Regions from separate parts of the Mus musculus genome. Here region 2 is linked to region 1. The links are chromatin contacts, found by Hi-C or POLR2A ChIA-PET in ENCODE. All regions are on one chromosome and are shown on one strand. Each heading gives the region's core, a stretch centred on a gene start or an enhancer-like site at or near the end of the contact. The rest is flanking DNA. Distances are from core to core; before and after follow the strand shown. Region 1 holds the start of Rflnb (refilin B). Region 2 overlaps Vps53 (VPS53 GARP complex subunit).

What was found. A loop is a pair of places that touch in the nucleus more often than their neighbours do. ChIA-PET counts read pairs that join two places held with the same protein, here RNA polymerase II (POLR2A).
Region 2: a map of gastrocnemius shows a loop between it and region 1 (4-fold over the local background). The contact joins the enhancer-like site here to the promoter of Rflnb in region 1. A Hi-C loop is called at or near these places in 8 of 37 maps with a recorded cell type or tissue (adrenal gland, gastrocnemius and heart). POLR2A ChIA-PET finds 5 or more read pairs at or near these places in 1 of 5 experiments (Patski).

The regions. Positions count from the first base shown.
Region 1 is chr11:76,026,376-76,029,075 of GRCm38, reverse strand. It overlaps Rflnb (refilin B), which reads left to right and starts at 1,294. Exons shown (of 3, transcript NM_029658.1): 1 at 1,294-1,648. The coding sequence starts at 1,439.
Region 2 is chr11:76,064,576-76,067,275 of GRCm38, reverse strand. Vps53 (VPS53 GARP complex subunit) reads left to right here. Exons shown (of 22, transcript NM_026664.4): 18 at 387-535. Among named protein-coding and RNA genes, the nearest start is that of Rflnb, 38 kb to the right of the region's middle. Within about 2 kb of position 1,344, at least 1 of the 3 ENCODE cell types and tissues checked has a DNase peak (open chromatin) inside an H3K27ac peak, as active enhancers do; it is gastrocnemius, where a contact is called at or near this core.

The DNA.
Region 1 (2,700 bases), core at 45-2,544:
CCTAGCAAGCTGCCTTCTATCCATCACATGATTAAAGGCAAGCCCTTCTCTCTCCGTATCAAAAATGATGGGTAGAGAGAAAGGAGGACTGAACTTTGCTGGTAGATCTAGTCACTCTGAACATATATATATATATATATATATATATATATATATATATATATATATATTTTAACAAATCTGCCCCAAGCAGGACAGATGTTCTTTGTTCTTGCAAAGATGTGGATTGGACCACGAAGGTGATCCAGGGAAGACTTCTGGTGGAGCACGTGGCACTTGGTGTTGACCCCGGGACATCTCCATGAGAGGAAAGAAAGAAAGAAAGAAAGAAAGAAAGAAAGAAAGAAAGAAAGGAAGGAAGGGGAAGGGGAAGGGGAAGGGGAAGGGGAAGGGGAAGGGGAAGGGGAAGGGGAAGGGGAAGGGGAAGGGGAAGGAAAGGAAAGGAAAGGAAAGGAAAGAAGAAAAGACAATGATTTTAGGCACACCCCAACTCAATTACTTCCCACTGAAGAAGAGCTTCTCTGTCAAACCTATCAGGAAGGACCACAGTCTGTTTGCTGTTGAGTTTAGGTTTTGTTTTGTTTGTAGAAGAGATTCCCTCTGATAGGACAGAGGGAGAAAGTTCCTGTGAGTGAATAGACTGTGGCCTCCATAAGGGGAATCTTGACTCCCTAAGAGAGCTGCTCTGTTTGCTGGTCTCTTTGGGAGATCCAAGCCTGTGACACCCTCAGAACTTCCCTGCCTGGACTGGCCACAGCCTGTTCAGCTGTGCCCGGGACCAGGGAGTGATCGACGCCCCCGGGAGTCCGGAGGAGTAGGCCCTCTCTCCTCCGGGGCAGACGTGAGAGCCAGAGCAGGCCCTGCTGAGCCAACAGGCCGCTGGAGCCATACGAAGCGCATTAAGTATTAATAATTTCCAGTTGTTTGCTCGTCCTCTCTCCCCACGCCCCCCCCCCCCCCCCCGCCCCCGGCCTCTGCAGACTGGGACTCCTTGGCTCTGGGCTGCCAGATCTAGAGATATTAGCACCTCTCGGGGGCCGGGGGACAGTGCATGGAGCAAGGATCGCCGTGGACCATAGGGACAGGGTGCGGGGCCGGACGAAGCCTCGCAGCTTTGCCAGTCGCGGCATGCCGGGGAGGTGGGAGGGGAGGCCCGTCGCGGGAAGATCGGCGCTCGGACGAGCTGGGCGGCGCGCGGCGGGAGCGCAGCGGCCCCTGGCGCTTGGCCTCTCGGCGGTCACCGCGGCTGGGCCAGCCCTCGGGGCGGGGCGGAGGGCGGGGCCTCGAACGAGCGCGGCCGCTGGCGACACCCGGACAACGCGCCGGCGGCGGGGCAAGGAGGGCAGCCCGGAGGGCAGCGGCCCCGGCCCGCGTGTGCGGCCCTCTCTTGCACTCCAACACCGCGGCGGCTGTGCCCGGTCCCGCCACACGTGCAGCTATGGTGGGCCGGCTGAGCCTGCAGGATGTCCCTGAACTCGTGGACACGAAGAAAAAAGGCGACGGCGTCCTGGACAGCCCGGACTCGGGGCTGCCCCCAAGCCCTAGCCCCAGCCACTGGGGGCTCGCAGCGACGGCGGGCGGCGGTGGGGAGCGCGCTCCGGTCGCAGGGACGCTGGAGCCCGATGCGGCGGTGACCCCTATAGTCCCGGTGAGTTGCCTCCCGCGCGGACTTCTCCCAGTCCCGGCCCACCCGCAGCCCTCCCCGGGGAGTCTCCAGCTTTCGCAGTCGGTGCGGCCACCCGCCCGTCGAGACGGCGTGGCCATCGCCGGGAGCCGGGGCGGGAGCGTAGCGAGAGAGCCTGGCCAGCTGGAGCCAGTGGCTGGAAAATTGTCATCGCCTGGGAGGCGCGGGAGCCCCGGGAGAGGCAAGCCGCGGTCTCCTCCCTTCGAGGTGGCGGCCCCCGAGGCTGCCAGGCTGCGGCTCGACCACATTCCTGCTGGGGCGGGCTGGGTGGGGCTCCCGGGACACGGACAGGGATCCCGGGCCCTCCCCACCCGGGGGGCCCACGCCCCGCGGCTTTGCTCCCAAAGCGGCCTCCCTCTGCCGGGACCTGGGAGAGGGGTGTGCTCTGGGCTCCTGGCGCAAGGCGGACCACAGCCTTTGGGGTTAGTCACACACAAGAGTCTTCAGGGTCTGGTAGGTCTTTTTTTCCCAGCCAGTGTTCTGCACTTAATGAGATCAGCGTCCTCCAGGTGGCCAGGGCTTTGAAAGTATTAATCCTTTTCCTTCTTTTCCTTTAAACTCTTTGCAAGAAAAACTCCCAAGTCTGTTTTGTCTTGGGATCTGTTCAGGTGATGATATTCAGAGCACAGCTCAAGAAAGGCCACATCCTGTCTACAGTAGAAGCTCAAAGTAAGACTGAAGGAGAGCTGTGACTGTGCCTCCCATGGGGAGGTCAGCGGCAAGTGTTATGCTTAAGGACCAAAATGGAGCTTTGCTGGTGTGGGGCCTTCTTGACCTACTGACCCTGTCCCAGCAAAAACCAGCACCTTTTATTTCCACTCCAAGGTGAAACTTGCTTCAGCTTGGTCTTTCAGTCTCTCTCATCTTTCCTGCTCTGACCACCGATCAGACACTCACTGGTGCCTCTGACATGGATTCCTGCACCTGACATGAACCTTGACCCTCTCACCTTTCCCATTCAAGTCCTGGTGGCCCTTCCTCACTATGTGGCCTCCTGGGGGAGCTTTCTCAGGCTT
Region 2 (2,700 bases), core at 95-2,594, 38 kb before region 1:
TACTGTTGTGAATCATAATGTAAATATCTGATATGCAGGATGTCTGACATGCGACCCCTATGAAAAGGGGTCTATGGGCTTAGGTGTTCTCATTCCTCTGCTTAGTGATGTGGCGAGCACACTTTACATGATGTCTGCTTAGGTGAGAAGGCTGCCTGAAGCATTAGTGGGAACCTCGGAGGCGGAGTGGAGCCTGCGCTCCATGCCACTGGTGAGGCAGGCGGCTTGCTCACTTTTACTCCAAAGCGGCCTCTGTGTCAGACGATGCCAATCCCTGTGATACCAAGTAGTGACTAATTTCCACCCCCGACTCCCGTTTCCATTAACAGGTTAACACTGTTCCCCTGCAGGGGCTCTCAAGCTTGGCTCTGTCCTGTCTGTTTCAGATGCCTTGGCAGAACGTGGAGCATGTTGGTGACCAGAGCCCTTATGTCACTTCTGTTATTCTTCACATTAAGCAAAACGTCCCCATCATCCGTGACAACCTGGCTTCCACACGGAAATACTTCACACAGTTCTGCATTAAATTTGCAAAGTAAGTCCTGAGTTGTTCTGCTTTCTTGATGCACTTTCTGTTTCAGTCTCCCAGGAGAGCCAAGCAGCAGCACAGAGATGCCTGTGTACCCTTCCATTCTTGACCATATCCTTCAGGAACCATGCTGACGGGGTACAAACCTGTGACCCCCAAGATCACTCTCGAGGCGTCTCTTTCTGAGTTGCAGGAGATTGTTAATGGTTCTGGTACTCAATAAAGTTATTTCACTGCAGTGCTTAGCCTCCCAGCAGGCCCACAAATCCAGGTGTCCCATCTTCTGGTGGGGCTCATTCTGGGACCTCCAGGAAAACTACTATCTTCTGTACCCCAAAGGGCTATAATGGTAAAAGCAAATGGACCACTTCAGGTCATGTGCATGCTTATGACAGCAGTCACCAGCCATGGCAGAGCCACCAAAAGTGATGTGTTCTTTTGAAATTTGCCCATGAAACCACTCCTTGCCCAGGCTTTTATTTTTCAGTAAGTTCCTGTGTGCGTTTTGTCTCTGACTGGATTATAAGCTTCTCAAGGGTTGGGCCCATCAGTTGTACCTTTGAGCCTTAACTTCCTCCCCCTCCACCACAGGACTTGTTATAGTGGCCAGAAACCATCTACTTCTGAATATCCTTATGTGCAGGGAAAATACTAGAAATTGGGACCAGGAACAAGCACCAAGTTGCCTGCCTTCTTGTTGTGTCCTCGTGTGTGGCTATTTCGGCCTTGAATTTTGAAGCAAGGAAGTAGTTTGGTTCTTTGCCAGTCAGCATCTGGCTCCAGCACTCCTTCCCGAGAGGCCAGGCAGTGATGAGCGCCAGTGTCTCCTCTGACCAATTATCAGATGCACAATTTGGCAGGTTGCTCCAGGAAGGTCAGTGCTGTCCAAGCTACCGTATTTGGATTGTTTTCGTCCAGGTCCCAACTGGTGACTCAGGATTCTGAGATTCTCTTTTCTCCAGATCTCTCCCGGTTTGTATTCAATTAGATTTTCCCCATCTGACATAAATAAACCCCCAAGGAACAACAATGACAGAGTAGCTGTAAAGTTAACTTTAGTTTCAACCTCATCAGGAAGGCTTGGACTGACTCCCTAGGGAGCATTTATGTTTGCTGGCCACAGATGGACCAGGAGCTGACATTCCCCTCTCTCTCTGGATGCTCATTAATGTGTACTAAAAGCATCGCTGATAAATCACATGTGACGTTCCCTGTAACCACTGCTACAAGTGTCTCTGTAAAAATTTACTGTGACTCAAAAATCTCCATTGTAGGCACCCAGGGGTCCGATTGAGCTAAGGTTAAAGTGAATAAGGAGTCCGTTGCTCAGTCCATCCAAGTGTCAACTTCACATTCTCTCATCACCTTTTAATTTTAGCACTAAGCTCACTCTGAGTGATCTGGGAATAGGGTGCCCATCACCCACATCTGGAAAAGTTTAACGGAGGACCTAGAAAGTTTTGTGCTTTAACTCTTGGTACCTTCCCATCTTTATAAAAATCTCAGCCCAGAGCAGTAGCCACTGCTTCTATCCTGGTGGCCCTTGGCAGTGACACATCTCTTTGCTGGGGTGTCTTCTCCAGAGAAGACATGTGTCTGGATTATCTCCATGTTTCCCCAGCCCACCCACTATGGACTAGTCAGGGCAAGTTCAAGGGCCAGCCACAGCATAATCTAGTGTGAAGTGGTTTCCATGACAAACTGTACGGGCCCGTGTGATGAGTCCCAAACTCAGCCTCCCTTTACTCATTTGGCTCAGGTTAGGTTCTGAGAAGCCCTTCCAGATAGCTTCTTGTTCACACCTCCTCTAGATCAGCAGGTCCACACCTGGATCTGACTGCTGGACTTCAGGTCCTTTTCCCATTGCCTCCTTTCATACTCCACAATTGCTGGTCCATCTGTGACTATATTGGCTCCAATAGCAGCCTTTCCTAATGACTTGCCAAGGTCACTACTGGTTGAAACTAGTTTGGATCATAAATGACTTCTCTTGCCCACTAAGCTAGTATGCCTCTTTGAAATTCCCTAGCACGCAGTGATTACAGTGTGCAGGAAAAGGTGTGGTGAGATTGAAGGGGGAGGACACGGCAGGCACAGACCCAGCGTGCTAGAGGGAGGAGACAGGTAGCAGCCAGCGTCTGTGGAAACCCTTCTTCCCCTTTTCATGCTTC